Linked DNA regions of Homo sapiens: region 2 is linked to region 1. Evidence: chromatin contacts called from ENCODE Hi-C data. All regions are on one chromosome and are shown on one strand. Each heading gives the region's core, a stretch centred on a gene start or an enhancer-like site at or near the end of the contact. The rest is flanking DNA. Distances are from core to core; before and after follow the strand shown. Region 1 overlaps LINC01344 (long intergenic non-protein coding RNA 1344). Region 2 has its middle 21 kb from the start of LINC00272.

Region 1 (6,325 bases), core at 2,321-4,820:
TATAACTCTCCAAGGTGACACCCTTTCACAGAATTCCAAGTGGGCTTTATGGGAATCCATTATTTGAGAGAGTTTGTGCTTTGTGGGGTTTTGTTTGTTTGTTTTTTTTTTTTTAATTCTCTTGACCCTCTCCAGTGGCAGAGAAACTTCTGAAACATCCTTCTTCGAGGCTTTGGCAATACTTTTCATTCTGGGTTCTCCTTTTTTCCCATCTTAGTTGGCTTCTCTTGCCTTGCATCCAATTAGATGCTGGTATTCCCTAGGATTCTAATTGTAGATTATTTTTTCCACACTTGCTGAGCCCATGCATGAATGATGCACGGGTCCTCTGCTGTCATGCATCATATACTGAAAGTTATTAAATGTCTATTTCTAGCTCCTGCATCTTCTGGGCTCTAGACCTAGAGTATCAGTAATTGCCTGCTGGATTTCTTAACCTGGATGACCTAAAACCATGTCATATGCTACAAGTCGAATACCACATTATAAGCCCAAATATCTTTTTCATCCCCAGTCAAACTGCTACTCCTCCACCATTTCCTGTCTCAATTAATGGCACCAATATTTGTCCAGGTACCCACTCCAGAAACCTGGGATTTATCCTCATACTCTTCCCTCTCTTTCAACTGTGAGTTCAATATATTGTGAAGTTCGATGAACTCTACATCCAAGATCTTTCTTCCCACCACACTTTGCTATCATCCATCACCCATGACTTTTTTGTTGTTTTGTTTCGTTGTTTTTTTTTTTTTTTTTTTTTTGAGATAGAGTTTTGCTCTTGTTGCACAGGCTGGAGTGCAATGGTGTGATCTCAGCTCACTGCAACCTCCGCATCCCGGGTTCAAGCGATTCTCTTGCATCAGCCTCCCAAGTAGCTGGGATTACAGGCATGTGCCACCACACCTGACTAATTTCATATTTTTAGTAGAGATGGGAGTTCACCATGCTGGTTAGGCTGGTTTCGAACTCCTGACCTCAAGTGATCCCCCCATTCTGGCTCCCAAAGTGCTGGTATTACAGGCATGAGCCACCGTGCCCAGCCCTTTTTTAAATCCAGGTTTTCTTTGTGTCAGCACATCCCTCCACGTTGCTTCCCATAATGATCATCTTCAAAGCACACATGTGATTTTCTCTCTCCCCTTTTAAAAATCTGCAAAGACTCTCCATCACCTCCAGGATAAAGTGCCATCCCCTGAGGGTGGTACAGAGGCTCCTCTGCAGTGCAGCCCCAGCTTGTCTCCTGGAGTCTCCTCCTGCACTCCCTGCTGATTGAACATGCCATACATGTCCTCCTCCCTCTTTGCTTTTGCCACTGTTATTTTCCTGTTCTACCAAGGATAAACCCTCTCTTCTCACCTAACCAACTTTCCCCACTCTTCAAAGCCTCCTAGGCCAAAGCTGTCACCCCCTGTGACTTTTCTTGATGCTCCTCTTCAAAACCTAGTAGAATAAATTATTTTTTGTTCCCTCAGCGCTTTGTTTATGTCTCTGTATAGGAATTATTGGATTATTTTATAACTACTTGCCTTTTTGTTTGTCTCTCCCTCTCTCAGGGACCTTTCCTTATTAATACATTACTGTAATTCCAGAGTGCCTGGCATATAGCAAACACTCAATAATGTATGCATTTTAATGCTTCCTCACTCTCTTCTTTCTAACCCCTTTCTAGTCAGCTGATTAAGGTATAAACAAAACCCAACTCATATTTTTTCCAGCTGAACCAGTTCAAATGAACACAGCAGGCCCTGAGAAGTTGTAATAAGAACGAAAGATCAAGGACTTGGAGAACAAAGAGCACATTGAGTTGTTTCAGTAGTGTTGACTGGGATTGCACCACCCCCAAGTGCTTGCTCAGAAAATAACAGTAATGCTTTATAGCCTAATCTGGTCTTACACTTTCCAAAGTGGAGGCCAGCTGGTGTTAACAGCATCACGGTGAATAAGCCAAGTGGTGTGTGTGGTGTGTGTGTGTGTGCGCGCGCGTGCATGCTGGTGAGGGTTTTTCAGTGACAGAGAAGGTGTTATCTCTATTTGGAAGGTGGGAAGCAGGGCTGGAATTGGACTGCTGATCCTCTAATGCAAGGCTGATGAAACTTTTTTTGTAAAAGGCCGGATAGTAGATATTCTAGGCTTTGTGGGTCATACATCTGTGTTGTACCTGCTCAGCTCTGTCATTGCAGCGGAAAAGCAGTCTTAGAGAAGATACATAAACAAATGAGTGTGGTTGTGCTTCAGAAAACTCATTTATGAACACTGAAGTCTGAATTTCATATGTTTTTCATGTGGCATGAAATGCTATTCTTGTTTTTGACTTTTCGTACCCCAGTGATTAAAAAATTTAGAAAAATGTTAACTCTTGGGCTAAGTGGGCAGCAGGCAGGATTTGGCCTGCAGCCATGCCATCGTTAGGCCCCATGCTCTAATGCTTAGTTCATCACGACATACCCGGAGTGGCTGGATTTGGGGTGGGGTCATACGGAGGGTGCTGACCTTATGCAGTACTGACTACGTGCCAGTCTCTGTGTTTCAGCACGGTGCATATGCCCACTCATTTCTTTCTTTCTTTCTTTCTTTTTTATTCTACTGCGTGTTCTCTGAACCTGTCATTCATTTCTTACAACAACTGTGTGAGCGAGGAACTAGTGTCACCCAACTTGGCAAGTGATCAGACTGCTCACCCAGCTTGTAACTGTCAGTGTCAGACTTTTACCCAGGTGTCTGGTTCTGAGGTGCATGTTCTTACCACCACATCCTACTACTGCCTCCTATAGCAAAATATCATTGCCATGGAGATCATATGTGATGGGTTATGTTTTTCAAAAACACAGACATTCTTATCAAAATGGGGTCAATTTTCCAAAAAAAAAAAATTGAGGACAAGGAGGACCGAAGGACAGATGTTGACATATCCAGCTGTGGGAAGATTGGCTCAGAATCCCCCAGGACTTAATATACTTTTCTGAATTTGTTATTGAGTTCTTTCTCCAGAAATTTGGAGGAATGCAGATAGTCCTCTTACCCTCTCAAAAGATCTTCCCTCTTGCTCCCTTTCCACCCACCCACCCTCCACCAACACACACACACACACACACACACACACACACACACAGAGTTCCTAGTTGTGCATATTAAACTACTGTCAAGTAATCTATTTGGCATTAGTAGCTAAAGAACAGATGTCAACTTATTGCTGCTTCCAGAGGGCCCTGCCAGATGAATGCAAAAGTTATCAATTCTCCCAGAAGGAATTACCCACAACACTTTTGTGCCTGCCCTTTCCTCCCTGCTGTTTCCAGTTTCTTCTCCTTGGACACCCACCCACTCTGAATCCAACACTTGACAGTGGCTCAAGGCTCTGACCACAGTGACAATGTAAGAAGAGTGGGTGGTCTCAGCCACCCTCTGCAGTTCTGGGAAGTTTACTCCAAGCTTTGCTTCTCCCCAGCCCCCAATTCCCCCTTCCTCCCTGACCTCATAAGCTCATTCCCTTCAAAAATCGGGGTGTGTCTGTCACCCCAGGCAGCAACAGCTGCAGGCCCTGGGAGCTCAGTGGATGGTGATGCAATTCAGTTGGGGGTGGGGGTAGAAGCTGGTGGCTGGGTGAGGGAGATAAGAGGAAACAAAAGGCAGTTAAAAAGATCTGTCAATGAGAAGGATGGTTAGAGCCAGAGGAGGACGTGGGTGTCCCTGAGCTGATGTGAACCTTGCCTCAACTCCTTGGCTTTCTCCCAGTCCTTCTCTTCTGACCCTCAGGGGTCCCTGGAAATCTGCTACCTCCTGAGCAGGGCACTCTCCTCTCCTCTCCCCTCCCCTCCCCTCCCCTCCCTTCCTCTCCCCTCTCCTCTCCTTTCTCTTTCTCTCTTTCTCTCTCCCTTCCTTCCTACCTTCCTTTCTTCCTTCCTTGCTCTCTCTCTCCTTCCTTCCTTCCTTCTTTCTTTCTCTCTCTCCTTCCTTCCTTCCTTCCTTTCTTTCTCTCTTTCTCTCTTTCTTTTTCTTTTTTGAGATGGAGTCTTCCTCTGTTGTCCTGGCTGGAGTGCAGTGGCACGATCTTGGCTAACTGCAACCTTCACCTCCTGAGTTCAAGTGATTCTCCCGCTGCAGCCTCCTGAGTAGCTGGGACTACAGGTGCCCGGCACCAGGCCAGGCTAATTTTTGTATTTTTTTTGGTAGAGACGGGGTTTTGCCATGTTGGCCAGGCTGGTCTCAAGCTTCTGGCCTTAAGTGATCTGCCCACCTTGGCCTTCCAAAGTGTTGGGATTACAGGCGTGAGCCACCGTGCCCGGTCCAGGGTAGTTCTAATACTTTCCCAGTAATCCCCTTTTTATCTCCTTTGCCTTGTTCCCCTCCTACTCCTCGAATCTTTTTGGAGCAAGCTCTGGGGGCACATTTAGGTTGGGGCATAGCTGTGGAGCCACTGGCCACAGGTCTGTCTCTGAGCTTGGTCCTACAGGCCTGTATATGCCTGAGCCACCTTTTCCATAGGGCTTTAGCTCACCTTCTGCCCTCATATAAGGGTGATGGCCTTCGCCAGACACTGTGCTAGACAACAGGAGGGAGCGCCTGTGCCATGGGGTTGGAGGATCTGAGGGCCTTAGTACTGAGGTCACTCCTCAACTTTCAGGATTTTTTTTTTTTTTTTTTTTTGAGACAGAGTCTTACTCTGTCGCCAGGCTGGAGTGCAGTGGCACGATCTCAGCTCACTGCAACCTCCGCCTCCCCGGTTCAAGCGATTCTCCTGCCTTAGCCTGCTGAGTAGCTGGGACTACAGGCATGCACCACCACGCCCAACTAATTTTTTGTATTTTTTGTAGACACAGGGTTTTGCCATGTTGGCCAGGATGGTCTTGATCTCTTGACCTCATGATCCGCCCGCCTCGGCTTCCCAAAGTGCCTGGATTACAGGTGTGAGCCACTGCGCCCGGCCAGGTCACTCAGCTTTCTTCTGGGCTTCTTGATGACACTGGGAGACAGGGAAAAGTGTTCTACATTTGAAAAACAAATTAAAAAATTATTAATCCCCACCATTACTAGAGTCACATTTGCTCACAGTAAAAGACTTGGGCAGCACAGAAATATACAGGAAAGAAGAAAGCAAAGATCACCTGTAACTCCAAACCTGGAGAAAACCTCTCTGGGCATTTTGGTGTATTTCCTTCTCTCTTTGTTCAATGCCTATCTTTATCTCTATCTCTGCTTATAATGCATGGTGTCTATTGGACGTCGTGCTTGTCTCCCCATCCACATTGGCATTGTTTTCTGAGTATTTCCCATTAAAAGTTCTTCCAAAGCAATGATCATTTAATGAACAGGTATTCACCTTCCAAGATGAAGACAATGTTTTTATCTAGGTATTAGCATTGAATTAGTCTTGACTAAGACAATGTTCTTATCTAGGAATTAGTATTGACTATATTAACATCCCCATTTAACACCACACACACACACACACTCATACATACACACACACACACTCACACATACATACTTCTGTCTGAAAGTTTATTAGGAAGGCAGGTAGATGAAACAGCCCTCACTGCAAGGCACAGGCCCTTTACGTGAGATCTATGGGGAGGATGTGGGGCAGGAGGCTGGGGTAAAACATGGGCCTGGGAACATGGCTTCCAGCTACTCGTTGCCCCTCTTGAAATTCCCACCCCTTGACCTAAGAGCTTCCTCTGGGATGGAGTGTGGACCAGCTACCTGACAGGTGGGACCAGGGCTCAAAACTATGTGGGTGACAGGGTGAGGTGGCTCATGCCTGTAATCCCTGTACTTTGGAAGGCCGAGGCGGGCGGATCACATGAGGTCAGGAGTTTGAGACCAGCCTGGGCAACATGGTGAAACTTTGCTTCTACTAAAAATACAAAAATTAGCTGGGAGTGGTGGCATGTGCCTGTAGTCCCAGCTACTCAGGAGGCTGAGGCAAGAGAATTGCTTCAGCCTGGCAGTAGGGGGAAGGGGGGCAGCAGTTTGCAGTAAGCCGAGATCTCGCCAGAGTTTGCAGTAAGCCGAGATCTCGCCACTGCACTCTAGCCTGGGCGACAGAGCGAGACTCTGTCTCAAAACAAAAACAAAAACAAACAAACAAAAAAACCCTATGTGTGTGTATGTTTTGATGCTCAAGAAAGTAAAATGGTCTCTGCAAAAAATAAAACTGGATTGGACAAGGGAGTTTTATCTGTTTTCCTGAGAGTGCCAACATTATGCTCCCACATCATTGTTTATATTCCACATTGCCTGGATTGCCCTTAATCTGGCACATACTCCAGAACAGAATGCACTGTTTTCCTCAGTGATGGTGGCCAGCATACCCTGAAGGCCACCA
Region 2 (6,941 bases), core at 3,921-6,420, 130 kb before region 1:
ATGTATTTGGAGAAATAGGACACATATTAGTGTAGGAACCAAGGTATATGTTCCTTACGGCCCTCTGAAGGTTCGCTGAAAAACCACTGACAAGATGCAGATTAATAGAAGGGCATACCAATTTATTCACCGTGTATACATGGGGAGAATCACAGAGCAACTGTCCACCTCCCAGCGGGGTTCAGAAGCCTACATACCATCCTGGCAAAACAGGTTATGGTAGCAGAGAGAAGAGCGATCTGTTGAGGGGATTACTAAGGTGAATGAATGGATCAGTGAACAAAGATTAACTTGTTCATTATCTTGTGAAAAAGCCTGTTAAGGTGTGGTTACATTCTTGGTCTTACAGGGAGCGGAAGGAGAAACAATTGTTTCTCTTGGGATCTCAGGCAGATAAAGGTTTTGGGAAAGACAGCGGGGTGGGGAGGAGAACAGGGAGACCTTGAGGCTTCTTCAGTTCAGCATGTCAAAGTGCCATATTGTAGGATATCAGCTTCCCAGCCCCAACATTAGTAAAGAAGAAAGCAGTATATAATTCCATAATAAAATATTATATTAATGATAATTGTTAACATTTCACAGTGCTGAACACTTTATAGGGATTACTTGATTTACACCCTACAGATATATGAGGTAAATCACTTAGGATGTTTTTGGCTATAAATAATAGAGGACCCTAAGCAGTAAAACATTTATTTTCTCACGTAGCAACAACTCTAGAGGTAGTACAGAGCCTGAGCTGCTAAATTCAGTGGCTGAACAAAGTCATCAGGGATTCAGGTTACTTCGAGGCTTTCTCTCTGTCATTCTCATTGACCTTATCTTCAGATTAGCAACCATTGTGGTTTCAAGATGGCTGCAACACTTCCGGTTACCTCATCCTCACAGACGTCCGGGGCAGAAAAGAGAGCTTTATTCTATAAATATATATCTGTATCTATATACTAGATAGTATATTTCTTTATATTCTTCACATTTATGACAAGGGAGGACTTTATCCAGAGACCCTGCAGCAGAATCCTTCTCACATCTCCCTAACTAGACCTGGATTTCCCACCCACACCTCAATGTATCACCATGAGAGGAAAGGGGAGTCCCCATGATTGACTGGGCTCCATCTGCTTCAGTCTCTGCAGCCACGCAGGCATCCAGGCCACCTCCTCTGATGCACAGGAGAGGAAGGAGAATAGATACCAAAAAAAAAAAAAAAAAAAAAAAAAGCCAGGCACCGTGTAATCCCTGCATTTTGGGATCCCAAGACAAGACGATAGCTTGAGGCCAGGGGTTTCAGACAAGCCTGGGCAACAGAATGAGACCCCATCTCGAAAAAAATTTTTTAAAAAATAGCGAACCATGGTGGCACACACTTGTAGTCCCAGCTACTTGGGAGGCTGAGGTGGGAGGATCGCTTGAGCCTAGGAGTTCAAGGCTGCAGTGAGCCAAGATTGTTCTACTGCACTCTAGAATGGGTAACCCTGTCTCAAAACAAAACAAAACAAAACAAAAAACCAAAATGGGGGTTCTATAAGAAGAAAGAAGAGGCACGTGGCTATTAAGAAGGCAAATAATTATTTTCATTTTACAGTTCAAGAAACTGAGGTTTTGAGAATTTAAGTAACTTGTTCAGGGTCGTACAACTTGTAAGCAGTAGAGTTGGGATTCAAAACAAGCCCATACCCTGGAATATTCCAGATCAGGTCCAACATCACCTCATCCTAAAGCTCTTCTGACCCGCACCTCCAAGTCATTCTTCATTCCAGGGTCACAAGGCTCACCTGCCCCCTTGAGCACTCATGCACATCTACTGTTTGCCCCTCCAGGGCAGGGACTGGGTCTCATTCATCATTCTCTTTCTCTTTGCCCCTATGTCCCCAACATCATATTTATTTGCTTTTTAAATAAGTCTCCATTTACCCTCCTCATTGGATTTTCCTTCTCAGGATAGAGTATATCTCCTTTCTTTTGCCTCTTCCTCACCCTGGCCACTGCCTAAAACTTAGCCTTAACACCTGGGAAAGATTCAGAATAAAGAAGGGCTCAGACTTTGGACCCTGACAGGCCAAAGTTTCCATTCTAGCCCTGCCACTGACTAGCCATATGGCTTCAGGCAAATGACTTAATTTATCTAAACTGTACTCTTGTTATCCATAAAATGAAGATATTTACCACACAGGGTTATGGGTGAGAATTGAATGAGATAACGTGAGTTTAGCATAGCCCTGAATAAATAAGAGTTATTATAGTGTCTTTAATTAACTAAAGTAATAAAAATGAAAACTAATGTTAGCATAGTATGTTGCAGTTTGCAAGGTGCTTGCACGTACACTATATAGTCTGATCCTTATAAAAGCCGTGTTAGATGAAGGATGCTCTCTACCTGTGACTACTGGGGCAACTGAGCCTGAGTGAGTTTCAGAGCCTTGCTCCTTTCAGACTGTTCTGTCACTTCCTGGGGTTCTACTCTCCTACCATGTTTGTGTGTCGCTGACCCTCCTTGTTGGGATTGCCTCTGTTATGGGTTCAATTGTGTTCCTCCCAAAATCCATATGTTGAACCCTCTAGTACCTCAGAATATAACCCTATTTGGAAAAAGTATCGTTGAGATGTAATTTTCTAAGTTAAGATGAAGGCGTACTGAAATAGGTTGGCCCCAAATCCAATGCGACTGGTATCTTTATAAAAAGGGAAAATTAGAATGTAGACATAACACAGGTGGATTGCTATAGCTATAACACAGGTTATAGCTATAACACAGGTTATATGGAATGAAGGCAGAGATATGGATAATGCTTATAAGCCAAGGAATGTCAAAGATTGCCCACAAAGCACTAGAAGCGGAGGAAGAGGCCTGGAACAGATTCTCCCTCATAGCCTTCAGAAGGAACCAATTCCGCTGCCACCTTGACCTCAGAATCCTAGCTTCTAGAATATGAGACAATAACTTTCTGCTGTTTAAGCCACTCCATTTGAAGTGCTTTGTGACAGCAGCCCCGGCAAGCTAATATAGTCTCCTTAGGCAGGGGGCTCTAAATGCAGTTCTGAACCGACTTCAGTCAGGATTGCTTTTTCCTTTGGGAGCCTCATCTGCTTGTGCTGGACACCACTGGATTTTACTAATCCAGTACCAGATTTTACATTAATATCTTAGTTTGGCATGTATGCACTCCCTGTACATGGAGTGTGAATTTGGAGAGGCTTCAGATTCTCATGGGAGCTTTGTTTTATTTTCCACCTGGAGCTCTTAGCAGAGAGTAGTTTCTTTTCTATTTCTTGAGCTGGTCGGAGAAGTTCATCCAGCCTCCCTTACGAAGAAGGGACCCCATTTCCAAATTTCCTAATCCAGCTGTTATGTAGGAATCTGAGCTTTATTTCCTTAAGATCATATCTCCTGTCCCCATTTTTGCATGGAAACCCCAGCTATTAGGACTTATATCTGGGGCCAGTCTCACCCTGCCAGCCACAGGATCAACTCATGAACTTGTCTTCTAGCTATGAGTCACATATTATAGTTCATCACCTGGGGATTTTGGTTTTCTTCTTTAGATCTTGACTAAAAACAATTCTTTTTTTTAAGGCTGTATCTTATTTATTTTATCCAGCAAGTCTTTTCCTGCAGGGGTGGGAGGTGGGGAATTAAATCAGCCAGCCATGTTGCTGAAAATGGAAGTCCTTGGAGTAGGTATTAGAGAAAAGTCTGTTTTCTAGAGAAAGTAAGGGCATTTGAGTTGGGGCAGTTCTCACATCCAGGTGGGTGCTTTGTTTCTTCTTGGGGCATGGTTCAGCCAAGCCATTGTAAGCATGTAGTGGGGAGCGGGTGTTCTACAATATGGAAAGAGCTGCTCCTGGAGGCTAAGGTTCCTCCCACAGGAGGGTCCTTAGTGTGACTCTCTCTCCTCCTCTCCATTCTCATCAGGAACCTTTAATACTCAGGAAAAATCAGAGAACATTGCTGGACTGGAATGGAGTCCTGGGCCACCTGAAAAGGATTTCCATTTCTCCTGTCCTTGGAAGGAGAGACATAAGAGAGCCAAGTACAGAAAATCCAAACTACTTAAGTCAAGGTTAGAGCACGACAAATCACCCATTAAACCCTTTTCAGTGTAAGGTTTAGCCTGCTAAACCCTTTTCAGATTATAAGTAAGAGTACCTGCCCACTCTCATTAGCATTATTTCCACCATGGACTCACACCCATAAAAGACAGCCCAGTTTCTCAGGTGAGGGAAACAGATGAGGGTCTGCTACTTTAAGGCCTCTGAGAACATGAAGTCCCTCCTAGGTGGTCTTACCAGTCCCCCTGCATCAACAAGATTTGGTACTGTGGTGCTTTAGCCAAGTATTAATAGTTACCCAGCCCAAGATGTTCCAGAACAGCCTTGTGCCACACCACATTGAAAATCAGGCCTGGGCCCTGAATATGCCACTGCGAGAGGAAACTTGCTTGAGTTTCCCATCAAGAGAAGTGAGAACTTTCATATTACCCAGAGCAACAATTTGCAGTTATTGGGGTCATTCTGAAAGTTGACTCAGGTGCATCAAAATAACTCTCATCATTTGAATGGTCATAAGAATCAACAGCTTGGCTATGAGAACATCAGGCAAGAGAGTACATAGTTATTTTTCCTGATTTTCTGCCTATGCAGATGTAAAAATTATACATAAACATTTTCACACTCTCTGAGCGGAAGTAATGTTACTCACTTTTTTTTTTTTTGAGGTGGAGTCTCACTCTGTCACCAAGGCTGGAATGCAGTGGCACAATCTTGGCTCACTGTAACCTCTGCCTCTCGAGTTCAAGTGATTCTCATGCCTCAGCCTCCTGAGTAACTGGGATTACAGGTGTGTGCCACCATGCCTGGCTAATTTTTTGTATTTTTGGTGGAGATGGGGTTTCACCATGTTGGCCAAGCTCAGCCACCCAAAGTGCTGAGATTACAGGCGTGAGCCATGGTGTCTGGCCATGTCACTCATTTCTGAAGTGAAAAAACTGGCTTTAGCCCCCAAGACTGTCAGGAAATGGACCCTTCATCATCCACCTCGATTTCCCCTTTTCTCTAAGAATCCCACGGCTAATACAGTCTCAAAATCTGTTGAATAGCCAACCATTCTCAGAAAAGGGAGAGGCATGAATAGTGTTCTTGACGTTGCTATGGTAACAAGTCCCCACCCTTCTTACCCTCCACCTCTCACCCTCATCTACCATGGGGAACTGACTTCATAGCTCCCTAGTGCTGTAGCCCACTGAAATAAAGGGGCTGCCACAGCTTGGTTCCTGCTCAAGCCAGCAGGGGCTTTTTTAGGAGGACAGCTCTCTGAGCGACCACATTCACCCTGAGCCACCTCCAACACCAGTGCTCCTTTCATGGGCCTCAGAGCCTTCTGACCCACTGGATCCCATCAGCTCTTGCTGTTTCCTCTGAGGTCTTGCTCAGAATGAGTGATTGCATCTACTGCCAGCCAAACCCACAGTCTTGTGCCCTTCCCAGTCTCTGGGATTTCTTGCAGGGTGGACTGTTGCTTGCTTTTTAATCTCCTAAAACCCAAAAGGTCCATCCTGACCCTTCTTCAATAGTTTGAGTACTGTACCACCAGAAGGGGCTTGCATTTTAGGGAAAAAACAAAAAACAAAGCAAAACAAAAAAACTGTCTTCTCTCCTGGGTGACTAGAAGGATCCAGACTTCAGGAACACAAAGGCTTATTTGCCACCCTTTTGGTAGACCCAGGACAAGAACTTTCATCCCTTCTTTCTTTTTCTTTTTCAGTTTTCCAGTTTTTCTAAATTAATTTTTTAGCCAGGCACAGTAGCTCATGCCTGTAATCCCAGCACTTTGGGGTGGTCAAGGCAGGCGGATCACCTGAGGTCAGGAGTTCAAGACCAGCCTGGCCAACATGGTAAAAACCTATCTCTACTAAAAATACAAAAATTAGCCAGGCGTGGTGGCAGGCACCTGTAACCCCAGCTACGCGGGAGGCTGAGGCAGGAGAATCGCTTGAACCTGGGAGGCGGAAGTTGCAGTGAGGCAAGATAGTGGCACTGCACTCCAGCCTAGGTGACTGAGGGAGACTCTGTCTCAAAAAGGAAAAAAATAATAATTTTTAAAAAGTATCATACATAGGCCAGGTGTGATTGCTCACACCTTTACTCCCAGCACTTTGGGAAGCCAAGATAGGAGGATGGCTTCAGCCCAGGAGTTCAAGACTAGCCTGGGCAACATGACAAGACCCCATCTCTACAAAAAATAAAAAATTAGCTGGGTGTGGTGGTGCATGCCTGTAGTCCCACCAACTTAGGTGGGAGCATCACTTGAGTCTGGGAAGTCACAGCTGCAGTGAGCTGTGATTGTTCCACTGCACTCTAGCCTGGCTGATAGCACAAGACCCTGTCTCAAAAAAAATTTCATATATAATATACTGTGCCACTTATACTTTGATGGCATAATAGCCATTTCTGCTCAATATTTATTTATTTTTGAAATATCTTGTTGATTTAAAGTTGTGTTTTTGTTGATTTACTTTATTATACCAGAAAATGAGGTATGATGACTTTGAGATTTGAAGCTTTTGCTAGTCCTCTGAGCTTAGTAATCGTTATGCACACGAATCACTTTTTAGTGACAATGAAACTTCAGTTTACCTGCCATCAAATTGTTTAGGAAACTGGAATGAAAATAGTTTTTGGTTTTTTAGTCTTAAAACCATTTTAGACATTAATATTGTTAAAGTGTGTTGAGCCATCTCTGCCATCTTTGATAAAGTATTTTGAATGTACTTAACTTTTAATTGTTTATGGCTCACTTACTTATCCTGTCCCACATCATACAGGAGCACCATGAGCGGTGGGAGAAGGATACAGGGTGAGTGCTGTGATTATTTACACTTAGCCCCAAACTGTTAAGATCTTTTAGGATTTTGTTCTGCTTGTCAGAGTTTATTCTCTTGTCA

What was found. A loop is a pair of places that touch in the nucleus more often than their neighbours do. Pooled maps may share reads with other maps.
Region 2: a pooled map shows a loop between it and region 1 (5-fold over the local background). The contact joins two enhancer-like sites. A Hi-C loop is called at or near these places in 2 of 37 single-sample maps with no recorded cell type and 5 of 50 pooled maps.

The regions. Positions count from the first base shown.
Region 1 is chr1:182,297,461-182,303,785 of GRCh38, reverse strand. All of the region lies in intron 2 of LINC01344 (long intergenic non-protein coding RNA 1344), which reads left to right. Among named protein-coding and RNA genes, the nearest start is that of LINC01344, 13 kb to the left of the region's middle. RefSeq lists an enhancer at 1,560-2,077. Within about 2 kb of position 3,570, at least 16 of the 41 ENCODE cell types and tissues checked have a DNase peak (open chromatin) inside an H3K27ac peak, as active enhancers do.
Region 2 is chr1:182,424,765-182,431,705 of GRCh38, reverse strand. No RefSeq gene overlaps it. Among named protein-coding and RNA genes, the nearest start is that of LINC00272, 21 kb to the right of the region's middle. RefSeq lists a silencer at 715-764. Within about 2 kb of position 5,170, at least 2 of the 41 ENCODE cell types and tissues checked have a DNase peak (open chromatin) inside an H3K27ac peak, as active enhancers do.